Linked DNA regions of Mus musculus: all the other regions are linked to region 3. The links are chromatin loops, found by intact Hi-C in ENCODE. Cell type or tissue: left cerebral cortex. All regions are shown on one strand. Each heading gives the region's core, and the rest is flanking DNA. Links, peaks and the distances in the headings are about the cores only.

Region 1 (6,964 bases), core at 1,370-6,369, 320 kb after region 3:
ATCTAGTCCCAGGGAATCTAATGCCCCCTTCTAGCCTCTGTGGACACCAGGCACACATGTGGTACACAGACATACATGCAGACAAAACACTCACATGTAAAAATTTAAAAATGGAAAAAAAGGAACTGACAAGGTCACATAGTTCCACTCTCATGTTTTTCTACATTCATTTTTCTTGTATTACTTGTGTGTGTGTGTGTGTGTGTGTGTGTGTGTGTGTGTAGGTATGTTCAAGTGGGTACAGGCACCCACAAAGGCTGGAAGATTGGGATGCTCCTGGAGCTGGGGTTACAGGAAGTTGTAAGCCACCTGACACGATGCTGAGAGTCGAACCCAGGTCCTCTGGAAGAGCAGTTCAAGTTCTTCAAAGCTGAGCCATCTTACTGGGTTGTGGTGTTGCTCACCTTTAGACACATTCTGGAGGCAGAGGCAGGTAGATTTCTGTGAGTTCCAGGCTAGCCTGGTCTATAGAGCGAGTTCTAGGACAGCTAAGGCTACACAGAGAAACCCTGTCTTAGAAAACAAACAAAATGCCGAACCATCTCTCCATCCCTCAGGGGGATTTTCCCTATATTTGGCTATATTCAGAGGTTGAGTCTGAAATTATTTTCCTTCGGATTCTGAAGATATGTATCTCATTTTCTTTTTTCTTTCTTTTTTTGGGGGGTGGTGGTGGTGGTCTAGAAAGGCTTAGAATTATTTTGTCCTCAGATTGTAAATGTTCAACATATCTGTCCAGTATAAAATCTCTATTCATACATCAACCCTGGCTCAGGGTACTGGGGCACCGTGAGGGTCAGCTCTGTGCTCTTTGGGGCGTGTTCTTGTGAAGTAAGAAAGACACTTCCCTGTCTCCTCCTCTTCCCACCGCCTCCTTGTGTGTAGTTTAGAAGTCTTCAGCTCAGGCCCCTGACTGCTCATCTCTTCAGAAGTATTTATGCTTCGGCTCAGCCCATTTCCCGAGGCCTTTAGTCATGATTCAGGTTCTAACTGTCCCAGTCTCCACTGTGAGTCTTGAACCACCCAGGACTCTGTTCTGTGCACAGACGGCATTATTACACCTGTTCTGAATTCTGACTCTGGTCGAATGAACTCCTGGTCCTTGTGTCCACTTCTCTTGCTTTGGAGCCAGCTGCCTGTCATCCACTGTGGTTGATAGCCAAGACCAAGCCATTTTTAAAAACCCTCCCCCACCTCGGTTAAATTGTGGTAATTTATTTCCTTTAACTACCATAATTAGTACTCCAAAACTAAAGTAACTTGCCTGCGTGATTCCCATCCCCACCCCTGCAGAGCAGACAATGGCCAGAAGAGATGGGAATCTATTTTAAAATAGAACATTAGTAATTCTCTGAGATTCCATGCAATGTATTTTGATCACATTCGCCCTCCCCCTGAGGCACTTATCAATCATCTACCGTTCTTTACCTCACCAGTCACCCCAGCACTGGCCTATTGCAGGCCAGAAAAGTCTACAACCTTCTTCCCCACTCGCTTCAGCCCTGTAAATGCATGGCAGGCTCTGAGGCTTACAGGCATCCCCCCCCTCTACAGAGAGGTCCCGAAGAAAAGCCTCCTGCTATCTTAAGTCCCTTGCTTGGTTTGAATGTGTTTTGCTGAAATGTGCTTGCTGCTGGCAACATCCCTAGCAGGAGGAAAAGGAGGGTCTAGAGAATTTAAACCTGCTAGGAAAGCAGGGACAGGACCCTGTATGAGGGGCGGTTTCCTGCTCCTGGGAGCTTTCCCACTCCAGGACCTTAAATGGGTGACAGATTACTACATACTGCAGGAAGAAAAGTGCATGGATGTCGGGGCAGGGTAGGGGGAGAGTCCACCCACGGGAGGATTTCCATGTGGGACCAAAGGGCAGGGGTGAGTCCTGCAAGGGAAGGGCCTCTCACTCCCCAGTGGCATGGTTTGTCTCCTCTCAGGAACTGGGGCTACTCTGCTCTCCTTTCTCCTTCCTGTATCTGTGGTCCCTCCCTTGGCCTTGGCCTTGGCTCCTACTTCTCTGCTCCCACTGGCGACCTGCACCTTCCCTCACCGTAAGCTGCTTGCAGGTCCCTCAGTTCCTTTCTTGGCACCTGCCGCTGTTGCTCCATTTCTGTTTTGGTTCTTCCCTTCCTGGGATGTCTAATCCCTTTTTCCCATAGGATGAACTCAGTGGTGCCTAGATGACCACATCTCACTCCCAGAATCCATGCATGAAGGCAGGCATGTACGCATGTACTCGCATGCACGCACGCACGCACGCACGCACGCACACAGCATGAATTACTCAGGCTTAAGTGTACTTATGGTTTTATGGTTCACACCACAGTGTCATTTTGCCCCTGCTGTCTCCATTTGCAGACCAGCAAGCATCCCACCAACAATACCTCAGACTCTGCTTAAACTGTCATTGTCCCTGGATGTCACTGCCTGCTTCACCCACACCTTCTTCCTACCCCCACAAAACAGACCTTGTGCTGGGTGTTGTGTTCAGAGCAGGTGGATCTCTGAGGTCAAGCCCAGCCTGGTCTACAGAGTGAATCCCAGGACATCAGGGTTACATAGTGAAAGCTTGTTTGAAAAACAAAAACAACAAACAGCAGAAAAAATTAAACAGACACAGCACACTTGTGTTCTCTGCTCGGCTGTGTGTGTGCTTGGTGGTGGGAAAGTGCAGCTTAGTCTGTCAGTGTGGGTCTTAGCTTTTATTGTAAAATCACCACCCCCTGCAAGACCATGTGTTGAAGGTAATATGGGGGGGCCTGTAGGGCATGGGGCCTAGGGGAAGGAAGTTAGGTCATTGGGAGGGATACTCAAAGGGACCCTCATCCCTCCTCTACACTTGTCGTTTCACACCTCAGGCACAGAGTGAACACTGGCTCCACTGAGTGACCCCACCATAATACTCTTCTTCATCCCAGGCTCAACAGCAAAAGGACCAACAGACTGTGGGCTGAAAGCTTTGGTCTTAGTCCCTAATAAACCAAAAATAAACCTTTCCTCTTTTTATCTTAACCTTGCTTCATAGTCACTTGGGGAAATTTATGATATCGCAGCACACAGCATAGGCTCAGGAAGCATTGGGGTCTTCTGTCCTCTTCCCTAGACTCTCTTCTCCTTGCATAAGAGTCCTGTGGAGTTAGGACTCCGGAGTCCTGTGGAGTTAGGACTGTAAGTTGTCATAAGGCTGGGACTTGGGAGGATGATCGCTGGCAGGGCAGGGCAGGGCCTGGGTCAGTGGGGTCGGAAAGCAGAGGCTCCAGGCTGGAGATGGGGCCTGTGTAGGGAAGAACTGCACTGGCTGAGCCTGGAGACTCACACATCCAATAATGCCAGGCCCTTCTCAGTGGGGGGAGCAGCTGATGTGAGTCATATCCCAGTGCTCAGACAACAGTGCCTGAGGTTCCAAGACCCAGCCCAGAAGGTGCCTAGGTCAGAGAGAAATGCTGGTGGCTGGGAACAACAGGCTGAGACTTCCCAGGGATGACTGCAGGCTTCAGGGAGGCACAAAGGGCTCCAAGGTTCTGGAGCCAGTCCTCTGGCGCCATCAAGTGGCCATCTTTACAAACTGTAGTTCCTCTGTCAGATTTGTTTCACTCAGTGGTTCTCAACCTTCCTAATGCTGCAACACTTTATTTAATACAGTTCCTTATGCTCTGGTGACCCCTCCCCACACCATACAATTATTTTGTTGCTACTTCATAACTGTAATTTTGATGTTATGAATCATAGTGTAAATATCTGATATGTCACCTGAAGTCACGACCCACAGGTTGAGAACCTCTAGAATTTGCCCAGTAGTGGAACTAATTAATAGATTCTTGGAGTTTGCATTAAGTCCACAAGTCCTCTGTGCAGGCAGGCGTTCATTAAGTGGCAAGTAGCTTGGTTGTTACTGACCTTCTGTGAAACCTAGTCTGTACATTCAAGCCAGCTGTAGCAGATCTAATCAAGGAGTTTTCAAACCGCAGAGACACTCACTGGGGAGGCTGTTCATATGTGGCTTCCATGTATTTTTATCCTGTAGAGTCGTTTTTAAAAGAAGGCACAACATTGGGCACAGAGAGAGAGAGTGGGTGCTTCCACTTCCCCTGCCAGTCCTCAGCCATGGGTGCTTGATAGCTACTTGTCTGATGAGCGACACTCAGGAATCTAACTGGCAGTTCTTCCTCGACTGCACCGACGAGGTAATGCCAGCCCTTGTGCTCCCTGGGTACAGAATCCCAGCAGATAAACGCAGCCACTGATGCCTGTGTTTTGGGGACAGCTTTCAGACTCCTGGGGCACCTCCAGAAGGATCCAGTGCGTAAAACTCTCACCATGTCTCTGCAAGGACAGACAAGAAGTTGGGGCCTTCTCATACCCAGTGGAGCCTCCCAGACAGGGAGCACCATTTGTTGGAAGGGTAGCAGAGCTTTGGGCTCTGAAGGAGCTTGCCTAAGAGTGTCCCTAACTGGTGAGGAGGGCCTCCTGGTCCTCCTGGATCACCACAGGATTGGTCAAATGCTGCTCTCAGCAACCCTAGTATAAATAGGAGGACTAGTGAAGACTGGATGCCAGGCTACTCCATGAAGGGCCCCAGAGACCACAAACTCCCTGAGCAGGAGGTAGGAGGGAGAAACCCAGAGAGCGCTGCAAACCTCAGCAGATATGGTGGCTAGTTTTATGTCACCTTGACACGCTAGAGTTAAGTAAAAGGAGGGAAACTCAATCCAGAAAATATCCACCTAAGATCTATCTGTAGGGCATTTTCTTAGTTAATGATCAGTGGGGGAGGGCAGCCCTTTGTGGGTGGTGCAATCTCTGGAATGGTGGTGGTCCTGGGTTCTGTAAGAAGGATGAGTGAGCTACAGGGAGCAAGCTATCCCTCCATGGCCTCTGTGTCAGCTCCTGCCTCCAGGTTCCTGCTCCGTTGTGTTCCTTCTGACTTCCTTCAGTGGTGGACTACGGATGTTGACGTGTGAGACAAATACACCCTTTCTTCTGCAACTTGCTTCAGTCACTGTTTCATCACAGTGATAGAAACCTGAAGACAAGTTAGTGCCAGGGGAATAGGGTGTGATGGCTTGTCAAGTTCCAGAGGGAAGCAAAGACTCCACGGGCCTTCTGTGTGCAGAATCTGTGGTGTCTGGTCGGCTGGGCTGAAGAATCGGCTGTGATTGACAAGAGACCAGACACGCTGAAGTGAAACCTTTGCTTGGCTGGGACAATGGATGCTGCTCAGCTGGAGATAAATTAGCCGTGACTAAGAAGAGACCAGCGTCACTGAGGTGGAATCTCCTGGGAAGTGTTTCCTGAGTCAGCACACAAGCTGTTCCAGAGGTGGCCCTGGTTGTACCTCATGTTAGCACCTGAACTTGGTCATGGGTAAGAGTCTGCCAAGAGCTACTGGTTTTGGAGGTGTGAAGGGGTCATGGAGAGCAACTGAAGCCTGGCACTTGAGAGGCCACTAGTGAAGGCACAGCTGGAGTAGCAGTGGAAGCTCCTGGTTTGAAAGGTCATGGGCAAAGTTGAGGCTTGGCACCATGAAGAGAGCCCGGAAGAGGCTACTGGTAAAAGCGCAGGCCAGTTGCAGCAGGAGACCCCAGCATTCTTGGATGTCAGGACCATGGGTGGACCGCCAAGAACAGCAGCAGCACTGAAGTGGACCCAGTTGGAGCCTATAAGACAAGCTGTGTGTGCTACAGAGGGTGGAGCTGGAAAAGTGACCCAAGCCTTAGAAGGGGTGTAGAAGACTGAGTCGTTGACACTGCATTTTTAAAGCTGGAGTTTTGTTTTGCTTTGTTCGCATTGTGACTATGTCCTGATTCTTCCCTCTTAAAAAATATACATATTCAACTTAAATTTCATTTTATGGGATTCCATAGTTGAGACTTTAGATTTAAAACAGACTTTGAATTTTTAAAAGTGTTTGAACTGGTAAGACTGCAGGGCTTTTAAGCTTGAAGATATTTTATACTGCAATGTCCATATTAATGTGTAACCTTGGGGATGAACAAGAAAGGACAGGTTGTAGCTTAACAGTGATCTGTGCATCAGGAGAGTAAAGGCTCTCTGGAGTAGGCACGGGTCAGGGCATTCCCAGATGCTGCCCTTCTTGTGCCAGAGTTCCACAATCAAGTGACAGAACTGCCATGTGTTTGCAGTAAGACACTGGCAGAGCACCTGACCAGTCCAAGGGACAAAAATGGGGCAGGACTATGGAAAGCCACATATGGTGAAATCCAGAGGAGCCCAGGGCAGGCAGTGGCTCCTGGGCCATCCTTCTCTGGTCTGGTTGGAGACCTCCCTACCTAGCCTGGGTGATGGAGCTGGGTGCTTAAGAGTAAAGGGTGGGAAATGGAATCCCTGGCCAGCTCTAAAGCCAGGGCTCTCTTCTTGTCCTTCTCTCTCCTTAAGCCAGTCCCCAGGAAGTCCGAAGATCCTCTGCCGTAGGTACCAAAAGGCAGCGTGAAGGCTCAGCGTGAACACCCAGAAACAAATTGGGTGCTGGCTTTCAATGTTTTTAGACAGGGTTTTGCAATGTAACTGGTCTAGACTGACTACATAGCTCAGGCTGGTCTTGAGCTCACAGTAATACTCCTGCATCAACCTAAATGCTGGGAAACAGGTGTGCGTCACTGTGCCCATCTCAAGCCAGGGTTTTGAGAATGCAACTGACCTTCAAGGGCACTGTTTTTCAAATTATTAAGAGGACAGTTGTGAGGTGGCTGGTCTGGTGATACCACCCAGAAGTTCCGCTCACAGGGAACAAATGCTACAGTTGTAACAGCAATTTCTAGGTCTTTTGGAAACTTGGCCTTGGGAGAAGAGTAGGGACGAGGCCCTGTGCCTACCTGCAGGGTGAGGAGAGAATGCAGTGTTAGAGAAGGTGCTAGCAGGCAGCAGTGCCTCCCTCAGATGAATGGGACCAAAAGAAACCACCAGGCTGCCAGCAATGCCACCATCCAGGCCATCTTGCCTTTGCCCCCAT
Region 2 (6,964 bases), core at 717-5,716, 210 kb before region 3:
TATAACTGGGGAAGGGAGTGGATGCACCAGGGAGCTGATTTTTGCTTATCAGGACACAAACGAAGGCCTAAAAGTGGGGCAGAAAAAGCCAGTAAAGACAAAGGAAGAAGCTAAGAGTAGCGTCACACACATGTATCAGCTGCTTGGGAGCCTGAGATAGGATCACTTGAGGTCATGGGGTATGGGGAGGAGGAGAACGGGCTTGACTTACAGATAGCTCTCTGTGCCCCATTCATTCATACATTCCTATTTTCTTTCACCTTTGACTACCTACTATGTGCTAAATAATGCTAAGAGCCAACTGGTAAGTCTGTAATACAGAAGAAAAGATGGCAGATCAAGCACCTCCACAATGGAAAACAAAAAGCATCCATGCGCTTAAATTGACCCTTTGCCTATTTAGTGAACTCCTGAATGTGTTCCTTTGTTTATGCCGTGCCTCCCTAGGGTATGCTTTGCTCTTTTTGTCCTCCCCAGGTGGGAGATATTTTTGTGTATCTTTGAAGTATGTAAATTATTAAGTCCTTCTTCTTTAAGAATCCACTTGTCAATGTTAGGAACAGCTACACCATAGAAACTTGTCAGGAGAGGAGAGGCTTTTGAAGGAAGGGCTCGCTGTGGGGTTGGAGGAGGAGGTCCTGCAGTGCAGAGACCTTTGTGAGGCCATTGCCACCCTCCTGCTGTTTTCTGCCCAGAGGAGGATGTAGTTTGGAGAAGCAGCATATGAGGTAAATTCCCAAAGAAATAAAAGCTTGAAGTCCTGTCCTGTTCCTACCATTTACAAATTGCCTCCTGTCCAAGGCAGCTTCTCCAAGTTTCTGCCACTTAAGAGACGTTACCTGCTTTGCCATTCTCATAGGAGTGTCAGGGACCAGACGGCTATCTGCTTTTGAAGTAGAGTTTTATTGGAACAAAGCCACATACTCATACATATTGTCTGCTTTCATTATATTGGCCAGAACAGCCTAGGGTATGGACCTCCACTCCAGATGAAAAGCAATTTGGAAAATAGTGCACTTATGTATTTGGCTGCAAGAATTTTTTATTATCATATATTTATTTGTGTATGCATGTATTTGGGCATCCATGTGCCACTGTACATGTGGCGATGAGAGGACAACCTCTGACAGTTGGTGCTCTCTTGCTACCTTTACATGGGCTTGGGAGATTAAACTTGGAATCAGACTTGCTTGTAAGCACCTTTACCCACGGAGCCATCTCTCTGACCCTGGCAGAATTTTAAATACCTTTATTAAGATATAATTTACTTAAGGGGCTAGAGAGATGGCCCAGAGATTAAGAACACTTGTTGCTTTTACAGAGGAATGGGTTCAGTTCCCAGCACCCATATAGTGACTCACAGCCATCTGTAACTCCAGTTCCATGGGATCAGATACCCTCTTCTGACCTTGACCTCTGTGGGTACAAAGCACATACATAGCACATGTACATACAGTCAGACAGAGCACTCACAGGTGAGATAAAATTTTAAAAATCTAATACATATAATTTACTTAGCATACAGTACATTCCCTAGTATATATTCACTAATTTGAATGACCATCACCGTCAGTTTAAGAACATTTTTATCATGGTAAAAAGTAGTCCGTAGGGGATAGAGTGCTGGCTCAGGCTTAAGAGCACTGGTTGCTCTTCCCGAGGACCTGGGTTTGGTTCCCAGCACCTACATGCAGCTCACAGCCATCCATAACTTCAGTCCCGGGGGATCAAATGCCTTCTGGCCTTGGGCACAAGGCGTGCACATCGTGGATAGACATACATGCAGGCAAAATTCCTAAACACATTAAAAAAAAAAAGGCAGCGAGTACCCTTTAGTACCATCCACCTGCCTGGCCATCTCCCCAGCCGTAGGCAACCATTACTTCCTTAAAGATTTCAGTTTTAGACATTGCATTGTGTGGAGCTTAGGACTAGCCTTTTCTACTTAGTAATTGAGTATTTATGTTCTCAAGGTCTGTCTGTGTTGTATCATACATATATCCATAGTCCAGTCTTTTTATTGCTGAATAGCTTGGTGTAGAAATACACATTTATGGACACGTGAGTTGTTTCTTACTCTTTGGTTGAGTAATGAATGATGATGAATGATGCTGATACAGCACTTTTTGTGTACAAGTTTTTGCATGGGTTTGGTTTTATCTTTCCTGGCTATATTTTCTAAGCTTAAAATTGCTGGATCAAATGGAAATTAGCTCATTAAGGAATAGTAAGATTAGTTTTTGTTTTTTGGGGGTTTTTTGGTGGCGAGGGGTGTCAAGATAGTTTTTCTGTATAGCCATAGCTGTCCTGGAACTAGCATTGTAGAGCAGGCTGACCTCACACTACAGAGATCCATCTGCCTCTGCTCTCAGTTGTTGAGATTAAATACCTGTGTCCCCACCTCCTAGCCCTTAAGGTTGTTTTTTGTTTTTTAAGGTGGATGCAATGTTTTAAATTTCTAGTACTAGTGCATGAAGTCTCAAATTTCTTTATACCCTCACTAAAACTTGTTATTGTCTGACTTTTTTATTATAGTCACCTCAAAGGGTGTGATGTAGTATTTCAGTGTGGATTATTAATTACATTAATTATTGAGATGGTCTTTCTGTGTATCCCTGGATGGCTTTGATCTCCATGTAGACCAAGTTGGTCTCAAACTGCCTACCTCTGCTTCCTCAGTGCTGTGGTTAAGGGCACACACCACCATACCTGGCCTGAGTTGGAGGCTTTCTTTATATGTTTATGTTAAACGAATTTTGATGTCTGAAAACCACCACTTAGAGATGTCATAGGATTATAAAAGGTTAACTATTTTGAATTTAGCTTTAAGGTCCAAGACCCACCAGATGGCGCTGTTTTAAAAGATAACGGTATCATGATTGTATGGTTGACACAGATTTTTATTGTAGTCTGGGAATTGTAGTCCTGTGCCTTTAGGTTCTTAAAAGTGGGGGGTAGGGGGCAGCTCCTAAACTGTGAGTGGTAGAATAACCATACATTAGACAAGAGGGATTTAAGAAGGAAGTGACACTGAAAACCACTTGTTTCTGTATATGGACTTAAGCAACGTCTCAGGGAAGAAAACTAGAGGTTATTAATTTCTCATTCTTCTTATGACTAGCTTTTCAAAGTTGTTCTCTCCTGTCTTTGTTTTGTTTTTTGTTTTTGTTTTCTTATGGCTGCCTCTTTGTTTTTCATTGTTTGTATATGTGTCTGGATATATGTGCCACACATGCATGTGGAGGACAGAGACCATCTTTATGTGGTCATCTCTCCTTTCAAACTTGTGTGGGATCTGGGGATTGAATTTAGGTCATTGGGCTTGCATGATAAGCACATTTACCTGCTGAGCCATCTTGCTGACCCTCTCCGTGTGTTTTGAGACAGGGCTGCTGAATTGGCTAGGCTAAATGGCCAGCAAGCTGCAGGGATCCTCTTGTTTGTTCCCACTTCTTCAACACTGGTATTGAAAGCTACATGACTATTCTCTGGCTTTTTATATAGGTACAGGGCATTCAACTAGATCATCATACTTGTGAAGCAAGTACTTCATCAACTGAGCCTCATGTAAGCCATTCTAATCCTGAAAATTCTTTTCTTTTTTTTTTTTTTTTAAAGATTTATTTATTTATTATGTCTAAGTACACTGTAGCTGTCTTCAGACACACCAGAGAGGCCGTCAGATCTCATTACAGATGGTTGTGAGCCACCATGTGGTTGCTGGGATTTGAACTCAGAACCTCTGGAAGAGCAGTCAGTGCTCTTAACCACTGAGCCATCTCTCCAGCCCCCACATATGAACTCTTAACTGCTTGCTCAGAGGTCCTTTTGCAACTCAAGATGGGATAAGGATTCCTCAGTCTGGATTCCCACCATCCACATGTTCTTGCTGTCATTGAAGTCACTTATTCATTTTGCTCTCACTAGACAGAACCTCTGGAGAGCACATCTCATCCCCAAGGCTGGTCCTTGAATGTAAGGACCAGTAGGAAGACTGGTGTTTGCCCTGTGTCAAAACTTCAGACTGAAAAGCCCTGTCTAAAGCCTTTGAATATGAAGCCATTATCTCTTGGGTTCTTTTGCCTTTCTACTGTCTTGTTTTCTGTGTGTCTTTATTTCCTCTCTAATCACCTTACTATCCATACTTTTAAATTCTTATTCAGATATAGAGGTAGCCCTGGCTAGCAGAGCATGCTAGAAGATGAGGGTTATAGGAAACTTAGCTGTCCTGGCAGCTTTGGGAGAGTCGGTCCTTCACAGTCAGTTTCTGTCCTTTCTGTGTCCCATTTCTTTCACCCATTTCTCAAGCCTGTGTCAAGAATTGTTCTCACTGACTTCTGCCTGGCCAGACTTTTGCATGTTACCCAGTAGAGGCACCAGAATGCACAGTGGATGTAGTATACAACTTCAATCACAGATAGGAAAGGAGGCTGTGGCCAGCCCACCAGGTAGCAGATAAAGTAGGGAAATTTAACGGTGGCAGAAACTTACCTATTTTGTTGTAGAATGTGTGCAATAGTAGAATGGTGTTATAGTTTCAGATGATATGGTCAATTGTATCATTATCTCAGTGGCCAGAGCTGATAATTCTTATAATTATTCTTTTATAATTTTGTACATATATATTGTCTAAGTCAGTGTTCTATTGCTGTAAAGAGACATCATGACCAAAGCAGCTCTTATAAGAGAAGGTATTTAATGGAAGCTTGTTTATAGTTTTAAAGGGTTAGACCATATCGTCATGGTAGAAAACATGGTGGCAGGCATGGTGCTGAAGAAGTAGCTGAGAGCTACATCTTGATCCACAGGCAGCAGGCAGAGAGAGAGACAGAGCCTGGCATAAGCTTTTGAAACCTCAAAGCCCATCTCCGGGTCACACCTCTTTCACCAAGGCCTCACTTCCTAATCGTTCCCAACAATGCACCAATGAGATCCACCAAGCATGCAAATATATGAGCCTTTAGTGTCCAATCTTTGATGATAATATAATATTCTTCTCCATTATCCTTTCATTCCCTCCCCCCTTGCACCCCCTTTTTCCAACTAGTCCTCTTATTTCCATGCCTCTTTTGGAGGTCTGATAACTTTATAAAAAATTTAAAGTACATGAAGACAAGGATTTTTCTATCTTATTCATTATCAAACCCTCCCCAGGACCCTCCCCCTGCCTTGCACACATATGAAGTTTCTATAAGTTCCTGTAATTCTAACAAAGACATATAAAACAGATTATCCCCCTTGAAGGAAATATTTGGAGTTCCTCTTGAATATACAAGCAAGCTGGTTAATTAAATACATGAGTTAGAGAAGATGGGAGATGTTTTTGTTAGCTTTATTTTCTGTGTGAATGTAAATGTGTGATGTACAGGCTTGGAGACTAGGAGAGCCATAACCATCAAGTCCCGTTCTCCCCTTGTCCCTGCAGAGTCTTTCCCTAGCTTTAATCGGAAGCTGTTGAGGATACTGCAGACTAGGGCAGACCTTGAATGGCAATATGAAAATCAAGCCAATCAGTCAGCATTAGCAATGATGATACAAGTGGTGTTGTCTCTGGAGCCCTTTTGATGCTACTTTAAATTGTCTCTGAAAAATCTGTCTTACAGAAAGGAAGAGGTTTTATCAGAATGTCAGCATCTCACAGGGTGAAGGTAAGTGTCTGAGAAATCTGATGGCCTTTTTGTGAATTGTTGGGGCAAACTTTTGTCTCCAGCCAGATGACGGTAGCACTTATGTCAGTGTTGTCTTTGTGTGCACCAAGTTTGTTGCTAAAGGACAGGAATGGTCACTCAAATCCACATTCCCTGAGAACTTTCATTTGATCTTTTAAGGTGGCTTTGAGATAAACCTGGACCACAGAAAGCTGAAAACTCCCCAAGCCAAGCTTTTTACTGTCCCCAGCGAAGCCCTGGCCATCGCAGTGGCCACTGAATGGGACTCTCAGCAGGATACCATCAAGTTCTACACCATGCACCTGGTAACAAACTTGTAGCAAGCAGACTTTTATCATACAGACTTTGACCTGATGCTCCCCAAGCCTTCCTGGCAAAAACTTATAGTTCTTTCCATATTATGACAAGGCTCTGGGGTAGGCAAAGCTCCTGTCTGCCTATCTGCAACCACACTTAAACCATCTGTCACTGAACAGGTCAAGGGCTCTCCATGTCTGGCCTGGCTACTTGGTAGTCTGCTCTACTTGGAACACTAAACTGAGTTGTGTGACTGTTTTTCCCCTGGTTTCTGGACAGAAGTCACCATTAATGACTCCCAGTGCTCCCCCTACCCCCATTCTGTTTTATTCTTGTTGCTTGGTTGGTTTTGGGTTTTTGAGACACGGGTTCATATCTCAGGCAGGCCTCCAACTTGATTTGTAGCTACAAATGACCTTGAACTTCTGCCTTTACTGCCTGAGTGCTGAGGTGATGGGTGTGTGTCTCCATGTCCTGTTTATGCAGTGCTGGGGGTTGAGCCCAGGGTTTGTGCACACTAGGCAAATAATCCACATCTCAGCCATGTCTCTCATCTTTTTTTTTTTTTTTTTTTTTTGAAACAGTTTTGTTTTGTTTATATAGTTCTGGCTATCTTGGAATTTGCTCTGTAGACTAGTCTGATCTCGAACTCACAGAAATCTGCCTGCTCTGCCTCCCAAGTGCTGGGATTAAAGGTGTCTGCTGCCTCACCTGAGCCCAGCCTTTATTTTTCATTATAGCAGTTCGTCATTTGTTTCATCACTGCTTAGTCTATAGTGGCCTGTTTTCTTTTCTTTTCTTTTTTTCTAAAGATTTATTTATTTATTATATGTAAGTACACTGTAGCTGTTTCCAGACAGACATGCTAGAAGAGGGCATCAGATCTCATTACAGATAGTTGTGAGCTACCATGTGGTTGCTGGGATTTTGAACTCAAGACCTTTGGAAGAGCAGTCAGTGCTCTTAACTGCTGAGCCATCTCTGCAGCCCCGTGGCCT
Region 3 (6,964 bases), core at 1,134-6,133:
CAACTGGGAGCCAGTGTGACAGTTCTGTTCCTTCCCTACAGCGTTTCTTCCTGAGCAGCGCCCGCCAGGCCTGCCTAGCACAGAGCGGCTCGGTGCCTCTTGCCATGCAGTGGCTCTGCCACCCTGTAGGTCACCGTTTCTTTGTGGACGGGGACTGGGCCGTGCACGGTGCCCCCCCGGAGAGCCTGTACAGCGTGGCTGGGAACCCAGGTGCTTTCTCGTTCTGTTCTTACCCCTGCCTCATCCCTGTCCCTATGTCACATTGCACTGTCCCCTCTTCTCTGAATGCCCTCACTTACCAGCTTATATTGCCCTGTGGGGTTGGGGCTGTGAGGTGGCTATGAGGTGGCTTTTGCTGGATTTTGCCAAGGTTCTTTAGAAGCAGGAAGCAGTATGGGTCAGCAGACAATGGGGGACATGAGAGGTGACTCTAGGGGACACCATTGTTGTCTTAGGAAGAGTCCTGAGCAGAGTCAGGGCCATGGGTATGTGACTAAATAGGCTCTCCTTTCCAGTGTGTAGCTTGTGCACAGCCTACCCCTTCTTCCCCATCAAGCTTATGAGGGCAGGGACCCATCACTGTCTGTCTGTTAGGGTTTGGAACTAGGAAGTAGCTCTGGGTTGGGGCCCCAGCTTATTAAGGCATTGGTGTGGGAGGGGACTGTAGAGAGGAGGGTGCCTAACCTCTGTTCTGCTCACCCTTCTCACAGTGGATCCGCTGGCCCAGGTGACCCGGCTATTCCGTGAACATCTCCTAGAGCGAGCGTTGAACTGTATTGCTCAGCCCAGCCCAGGGGCAGCTGACGGAGACAGGTGAGTTTGTCTGTGTCACTCCCAGGCAAGACCTACAACAAGGGCATCTGGGAAAGCCTTGTCCAACCTCTTGAGTAGCCAGACTCTGTTCTCAGAGCCTCTCTGGGTCTTGCTTTCCCCTATCAGCCAGACAGGTGGTATTTTTGTAGAATCCTAGGGTCAGACTATGCTTGGTTGGACGGTTGGTGAGAGCCATTTTCACCCAGAACCCGAGACTGCTGCTATGTGTCCTGACAGCTCTCTCCTGCCTCAGGGAGTTCTCAGATGCCCTTGGATATCTGCAGTTGCTAAATAGCTGTTCTGATGCTGCCGGGGCTCCTGCTTGCAGTTTCTCTGTCAGCTCCAGCATGGCTGCCACCACTGGTGAGCTCCAGACCCCCGTCCTGACTCCTGCCAGACCCAGATACAGTGTGGCTGAAAGTCAAGCACCTTTCCCTCTTCTGTAGGCCCAGACCCAGTGGCCAAGTGGTGGGCCTCACTGACAGCTGTGGTGATCCACTGGCTGAGGCGGGATGAAGAGGCAGCTGAGCGCTTGTACCCACTGGTAGAGCATATCCCCCAGGTGCTGCAGGACACTGAGTGAGTCCCCAGCCAGGTCCCTCCCGCCCAGTCAGCCCCGCAGTACTTTGCTTAAATATCTGTACAGGAGGACAGTGCTGTCCTCCCAGGAGTCTAGAACCGTGGCGGGAGATCTCAGGGAGGGCTGTAGTTTGGTCTAACTTCCTATGTCTGCCATGGCCCCAACAGGAGACCCCTGCCCAGGGCAGCTCTGTACTCCTTCAAGGCTGCCCGGGCTCTGCTGGACCACAGAAAGGTGGAATCTAGCCCAGCCAGCCTGGCCATCTGTGAGAAGGCCAGTGGGTACCTGCGGGACAGCTTAGCCTCTACACCAACTGGCAGTTCCATTGACAAGGTGAGGGGTAGGGTGGGTTCCTGTCTAGGCCAGGGTCACAGCTGTCCATTTCCAGGTTCTTGGTGTTAGTACAGAATAATGCTAAATGGATTTACCTCAGTTTTAACGACGGCTTAAGTCTTGGGGAGAGGGGGCTTTACTGTTTCGCCACCACCAGGAAGGAGGGTGTGGGGAGCAGACTGGCAGGGTTCCTGTTGGGAGCCATTGTTGGGAAGACTGCGGGCTTGTAGCAGGAGGCGGTGCATGTGTTGAGGCAGATGCAGTGCTTCAGTGATGCAACCTGGAGTCAGGCCCCAGTGCTGTGGACTTCCTGCCCTTACTGACGCTGCCTTGAGACAGGGTGGCCCTCAGCTAGGGAAAGCTTGATGTCCATAGGGAAACTCCTCCCTCTGCCCTGCCTGCTATCCCAGGCCATGCAGCTGCTCCTGTGTGATCTACTTCTTGTGGCCCGTACCAGTCTGTGGCAGCGGCAGCAGTCACCAGCTTCAGTCCAGGTAGCTCACGGTACCAGCAATGGACCCCAGGCCTCTGCTCTGGAGCTGCGTGGTTTCCAACATGACCTGAGCAGCCTGCGGCGGTTGGCACAGAGCTTCCGGCCTGCTATGAGGAGGGTGAGTCCCACTGTTCTCACACTGAGGGGCATGAGGTAGGAAGCCGGGAGTGGGGGGACAGTAAATCTGAAACGGGTGACTACTCCTTGCCTCTCAGGTATTCCTACATGAGGCCACAGCTCGGCTGATGGCAGGAGCAAGTCCTGCCCGGACACACCAGCTCCTGGATCGCAGTCTGAGGAGGAGGGCAGGTTCCAGTGGCAAAGGAGGTGAGGAGGTGGCTGTGCTTACAGGGCTGGTGAGGGTCAGGGGCCGTCTTGGTCTAGTGAGACATACTGAGAGCTGACTTACAGAAATCAGCGGGGATGACAGTTTTTGAGGCAGTCATAGGAAAGAAGCTGAGCCCCCCTGTGTGCCCAGCCCAAGTGGAGAAAGCAGCCAGACTGGGAGTTCCACGTGGAAGAGCTCAGCTACTTTGTCCTGCACATGGGGTGTGGGCTCGGCCAGACCTAAGCCTCCCTCCCTTTGATGTGATCTGTGCAGGCACTACAGCTGAGCTGGAGCCACGGCCCACATGGCGGGAGCACACCGAGGCCCTGCTGTTGGCATCCTGCTATCTGCCCCCTGCCTTCCTGTCGGCTCCTGGGCAGCGAATGAGCATGCTGGCCGAGGCGGCACGCACCGTAGAGAAGCTTGGCGATCACCGGCTACTGCTGGACTGCCAGCAGATGCTCCTGCGCCTGGGCGGCGGAACCACCGTCACTTCCAGCTAGACCCCAAAGCTTTCCCTTGAGGACCTTTGTCATTGGCTGTGGTCTTCCAGAGGGTGAGCCTGACAAGCAATCAGGACCATGCCGACCTCTAGTGGCAGATCTGGAAATTGCAGAGGCTGCACTGGCCCGATGGCACCCTCTTGCTCTGTAGGCACCTTAGTGGCTTTTCCCTAGCTGAGGCTCACCCTGGGAGACCTGTACATAGTGTAGATCCGGCTGGGCCTGGCTCCAGGGCAGGCCCATGTACTACTTTGACTTTTGCAAACTTTATTTTCATAGGTTGAGAAATTTTGTACAGAATATTAAAAAATGAAATTATTTATAACTTCAGTTTTGTTTATCTGGGTAGGCAGATGTCTGCCTCAGCTGATTGCTATCTTTCCTGGCTTGTCCTTTGGGAAGCCGGACTTCCCATCTGTTGTAAGGTGTATTTGCTGGCTTGGTGATGCTATGTTGAGCCACCTTGGCCCTCTGATCTCATGGCTCATAACCCTTGAGGGGCCTTGATGGTCTCAGTTGTTCCTTTGCCTTCCAGCCCTCCACCAGGTAATAACCCCGTATATCCAGAAACACACACAGTTCCCTAGTCATCTCTGTGCACCAGCATAGGCGAAGGATCAGGGCCCATTAGTGAGTAGACTGGGAACCCTGTTTGTGTCCCCCGGCCCCTTCCCTCTACTCCCAACCCCTTAGGGAATCTGGTCGGCATCCACAGGCCGCACACTTCCAAAACAATCGTGGTATCTTTATTGACTTTTTTTTTTCTGAATGCAATGACTGTTTTTTTTTTTTTTAACTCTTAAGGAAAATAAACATCTTTTAGAAACAGCTCGATACACACAATCTTCAGTGTGAAGCAATATACTAATAAGAACACTAGTTGTCTTAACATTTACAGTCTTCATATATATTATATATATGTATATGTATACATATATATACACTATATAACGAGGCCAGATATAATACACACGTTTACCATTTTACAGTCATATGTACAGAACGTTGCAGGGAGAAGGGGCTGCATCAGGCCTATTAAAGCGTGGACAGAGCTGAGGACACAAACGGACAGGTGGGGGCTGGCCGTGGTGGTGGTGATGGTGGTAGTTGCTCGGGGAAGGGGCATCACTTTGGCCCCGACCCCAGCCAAGGCCAGGTTAGGGCTCTGTGCTGTGGAGCACACGACGCACAGCAGCGACACACAGAAGCGAGCATGTTCCCAACATATATACATTCTATGTAACATATATATAGAGGGGTACACAGGTTTGTACACGAATCTAGCACTGTCTCCGCCTATGAGCCGAGTGAGCTGAGTGGCAGTCCCTGAATCCCATGTTGGTGTTTTGTCTGGGACAGCTGCACATCTGCTAGAGGGTAGCCAGGCCCAGTCTCCTCAGGCTTCCAGACGGGGCTCCAACAGTGGGGTGGAAGACTGGAAAGGGGACAAACAGAAGCCATAGGGCGCCACCCCAGGCCAGCCCGCATCAAGGATAGACTGGCCTGAGCCCAGGCTGCCACGATCTTGGGCAGATCCATGCCAAGTGCTGAGCCATGTCCCCCGCCGCTGGGCCTCTAAGAAAGGCTTGGGTCTGCCCCACGTCGTCCACTGAGCCAGCAGCCTAGCCTCTTCCCAGGGGCACAGCTTGCATGCCACGTCTTTTTCAGAACTTGCAGGGGACTTGCCCCCCGCCTGAGACATTGTGCCCTGGGTCTGGCCACTCCCTGGCCTGCCTTCGCCAAGCCTGGCCCCGGTTTTCTTCGCAACCTAGGCCTCACGCCAGCGCCCAAGGCAGCCGGAACCTAGACCCTGGATGGGATCAAGGACCGGCTGTGGGCGCAGCTCTTCTTCCTCGGAGTTTCGGCCACACGGGGATTACAACGGCAGCCTCTGTGGGAGGGACAGCCCGTTACTGTTATCACCAGCCGCTGCCACCCCTGTCCTTCCACAAGAACTGTGCAATCACCCTAGACTGGCAAAGTAACTTTAGGACCCAGCCTGCACCCCTCCCTACTCTCTGGCAGGGCAGGGAGAAACTGGGTTAGGTAGGGAATGCTTTCTCTGGGGAGCCTGCTCACCTACCTTATGTTTGGGGCACTTCAAAGTAAAATTCTCCTCAATGAACGTGCAACCTGTGAGCAAAGAAAAGTTTCTGTGGTGATGCAGAGCCGGCTGGCTGCCAGTGTTAGTTCTGATGCCCTGGTCTTGCTCAGAACCCTCATTAGTCCAAATCCCCCCAGAGGTGCAGCCCCTCTGCCTCTACCCTGCTATGTCCCTTCCTGGCCTCCACTCCTAGACACCCCCCCTGCCCCACCCCCACCCTGGCCACCACTACCTGGCCATCTCCCTCCTACCCAGGTCTCCCCAAAGGAGAAGGAACACTCATTCTCAGACATGCCCACTCCTGACCCAACCTCCTGCACAGTGGCCAGGAGAGGTCCATGCTCAGAAAGCACCCCATGATTGCTTGGGTGACTGACAACTGCAGAGTGGAGTCTCAGGTCTTGACTGAAATGTCAGCTACAGAATCTCAGCCTCTATATTGTAGATCAATCACAATGTCACCTACTGTGTGCTCTCATGATCCTTCTTCACGTTCAGAGGAAATGTTCCACACGGAAGGGCTTATTCTTAAGAGACAGCAGTAGGAGGTTACAAGGTCCAGGTCTAGATGAATCCCCCAGATGTCCACAAAGGATGGCTAAGCAAGCCAGTTGTTATTCCTACCCAGGGCAGTGTGCTGCTATCATGAGTCCTTGCCAGCTGCCATAAGAAAACCTAGCCATTGTCCTCTGGTGTCCGCTCTACCTACAGGCCTCCTGGGTCCATCATTGCTCCCTTCTCGGCTACTGATCGGGGCTCACCTTCCCAGACATCGCCTCCCATCTCACACTAGGGATGGTGCAGAACTTCCTGTTTCCTTCCCTCTTCTCCACCCAGAGGGGAGGGAGGTGGATGTCACTTGAGAAAGCTGCAGGAGAGGTTGTCTTCTAGGGCCAACTGCTGGGGGTGGGTGCACGCAGGCACACACGTTTGGGACTGCACCTACACTGGACCAAGGTTTAGCTATAACCTACGGGTGCTTGCTAACAGTGGGGCCTTGCTACTTCCCAGTCAGCTCAGCTGAGAGCAGGAACTGGGGTGGGGGTAGCTTTGGGACTGAATACAGATGTTTAAACTGGATCCTGTGCTATAGCTGCTATGCTCTTGTGAGAGGCAAAAGGGGGTTTCCAGTCCTTTCTAGCAACCTAGGAGTCTGAGGACACCTAGGAGTGGCTGGCCCATGTGGTATATTATTCCTGTACTCCTAGCCACGTGGCCAGGCACTCTGACCTTGTCATTTGCCATGACTGCTGTTTCCCAGGGCTCCACCTCCCTGATAGCTATTCAGAGTCCCCCATCAAGCCCCAATGCTGAGGTCAGGAGCCCAATGGCAGAGACTGCCTCCTACCGTGCCCTACCCTCGGCTACCTGGCTCTGTAGTCCCCACCCACCCTCCAAACCGGAGCTTTATGTGACCCACCTTTGGCCAACAAAAAACAAGCTACAAGCCTTGTTCCTTGTTAGGGCCCCGCTACTATCAGGGGATGTGCTAGGCCAACCACCTGAAGCAGACAGCACTGGCCCAGAAGGTACTAAGAAGCCACCAAACTGGGTATGGAAGGGTCAGGAGCTTAACCCAGCTATAAATGCCCAATCTTCCCATGCTAGCCCTGCCCAGATCAACATTGTAAAGTGAGGAAACCAGGCGCCCCATGCCTGCTCTCCCATTGTAAGGCCTGTGAATTCTGTCCTGCAGTCTCTAGCATGTATGGCTCCACCTTTACCAGACAACCACCCTCCCCTGCTGGGACTGCTGGCTCATCAGCCTGTCAGGCTGGTGTCTCACCGCCCCAGGCCCCTCTCAGCCTCA

Evidence for each region. A loop is a pair of places that touch in the nucleus more often than their neighbours do. Peaks named below come from ENCODE experiments on the same cell type or tissue, not always from the same donor. Only the 100,000 strongest peaks of a DNase experiment are listed, where the experiment ranks them.
Region 1: it touches region 3 in a loop (3-fold over the local background); 5 of 42 quality-filtered maps call a loop at or near these places.
Region 2: a loop joins it to region 3, with 4 times the contacts of the local background. A loop is called at or near these places in 20 of 42 quality-filtered maps.

Annotation. Positions count from the first base shown.
Region 1 is chr11:59,876,689-59,883,652 of GRCm38, reverse strand. No RefSeq gene overlaps it. Among named protein-coding and RNA genes, the nearest start is that of Nt5m, 32 kb to the right of the region's middle. In left cerebral cortex, for the core only: a CTCF peak has its summit at 3,548 (motif pointing left); a DNase peak (open chromatin) is centred at 3,511.
Region 2 is chr11:60,408,270-60,415,233 of GRCm38, reverse strand. It overlaps Atpaf2 (ATP synthase mitochondrial F1 complex assembly factor 2), which reads left to right. Exons shown (of 8, transcript NM_145427.3): 2 at 5,604-5,648; 3 at 5,829-5,974. Among named protein-coding and RNA genes, the nearest start is that of Atpaf2, 5.3 kb to the left of the region's middle. In left cerebral cortex, for the core only: a CTCF peak has its summit at 2,838 (motif pointing right); a DNase peak (open chromatin) is centred at 2,856.
Region 3 is chr11:60,196,008-60,202,971 of GRCm38, reverse strand. It overlaps Rai1 (retinoic acid induced 1), which reads right to left. Exons shown (of 6, transcript NM_009021.2): 5 at 5,134-5,183; 6 at 3,777-4,941. The coding sequence ends at 4,927. It overlaps Srebf1 (sterol regulatory element binding transcription factor 1), which reads left to right. Exons shown (of 19, transcript NM_011480.4): 12 at 42-210; 13 at 711-813; 14 at 1,067-1,176; 15 at 1,260-1,392; 16 at 1,561-1,726; 17 at 2,137-2,337; 18 at 2,435-2,546; 19 at 2,821-3,888. The coding sequence ends at 3,050. It overlaps Mir6921 (microRNA 6921), which reads left to right and starts at 2,355; the gene lies at 2,355-2,434. It overlaps Mir6922 (microRNA 6922), which reads left to right and starts at 645; the gene lies at 645-710. In left cerebral cortex, for the core only: a CTCF peak has its summit at 3,146 (motif pointing left); DNase peaks (open chromatin) are centred at 3,134 and 4,666; H3K27ac peaks cover 359 bases.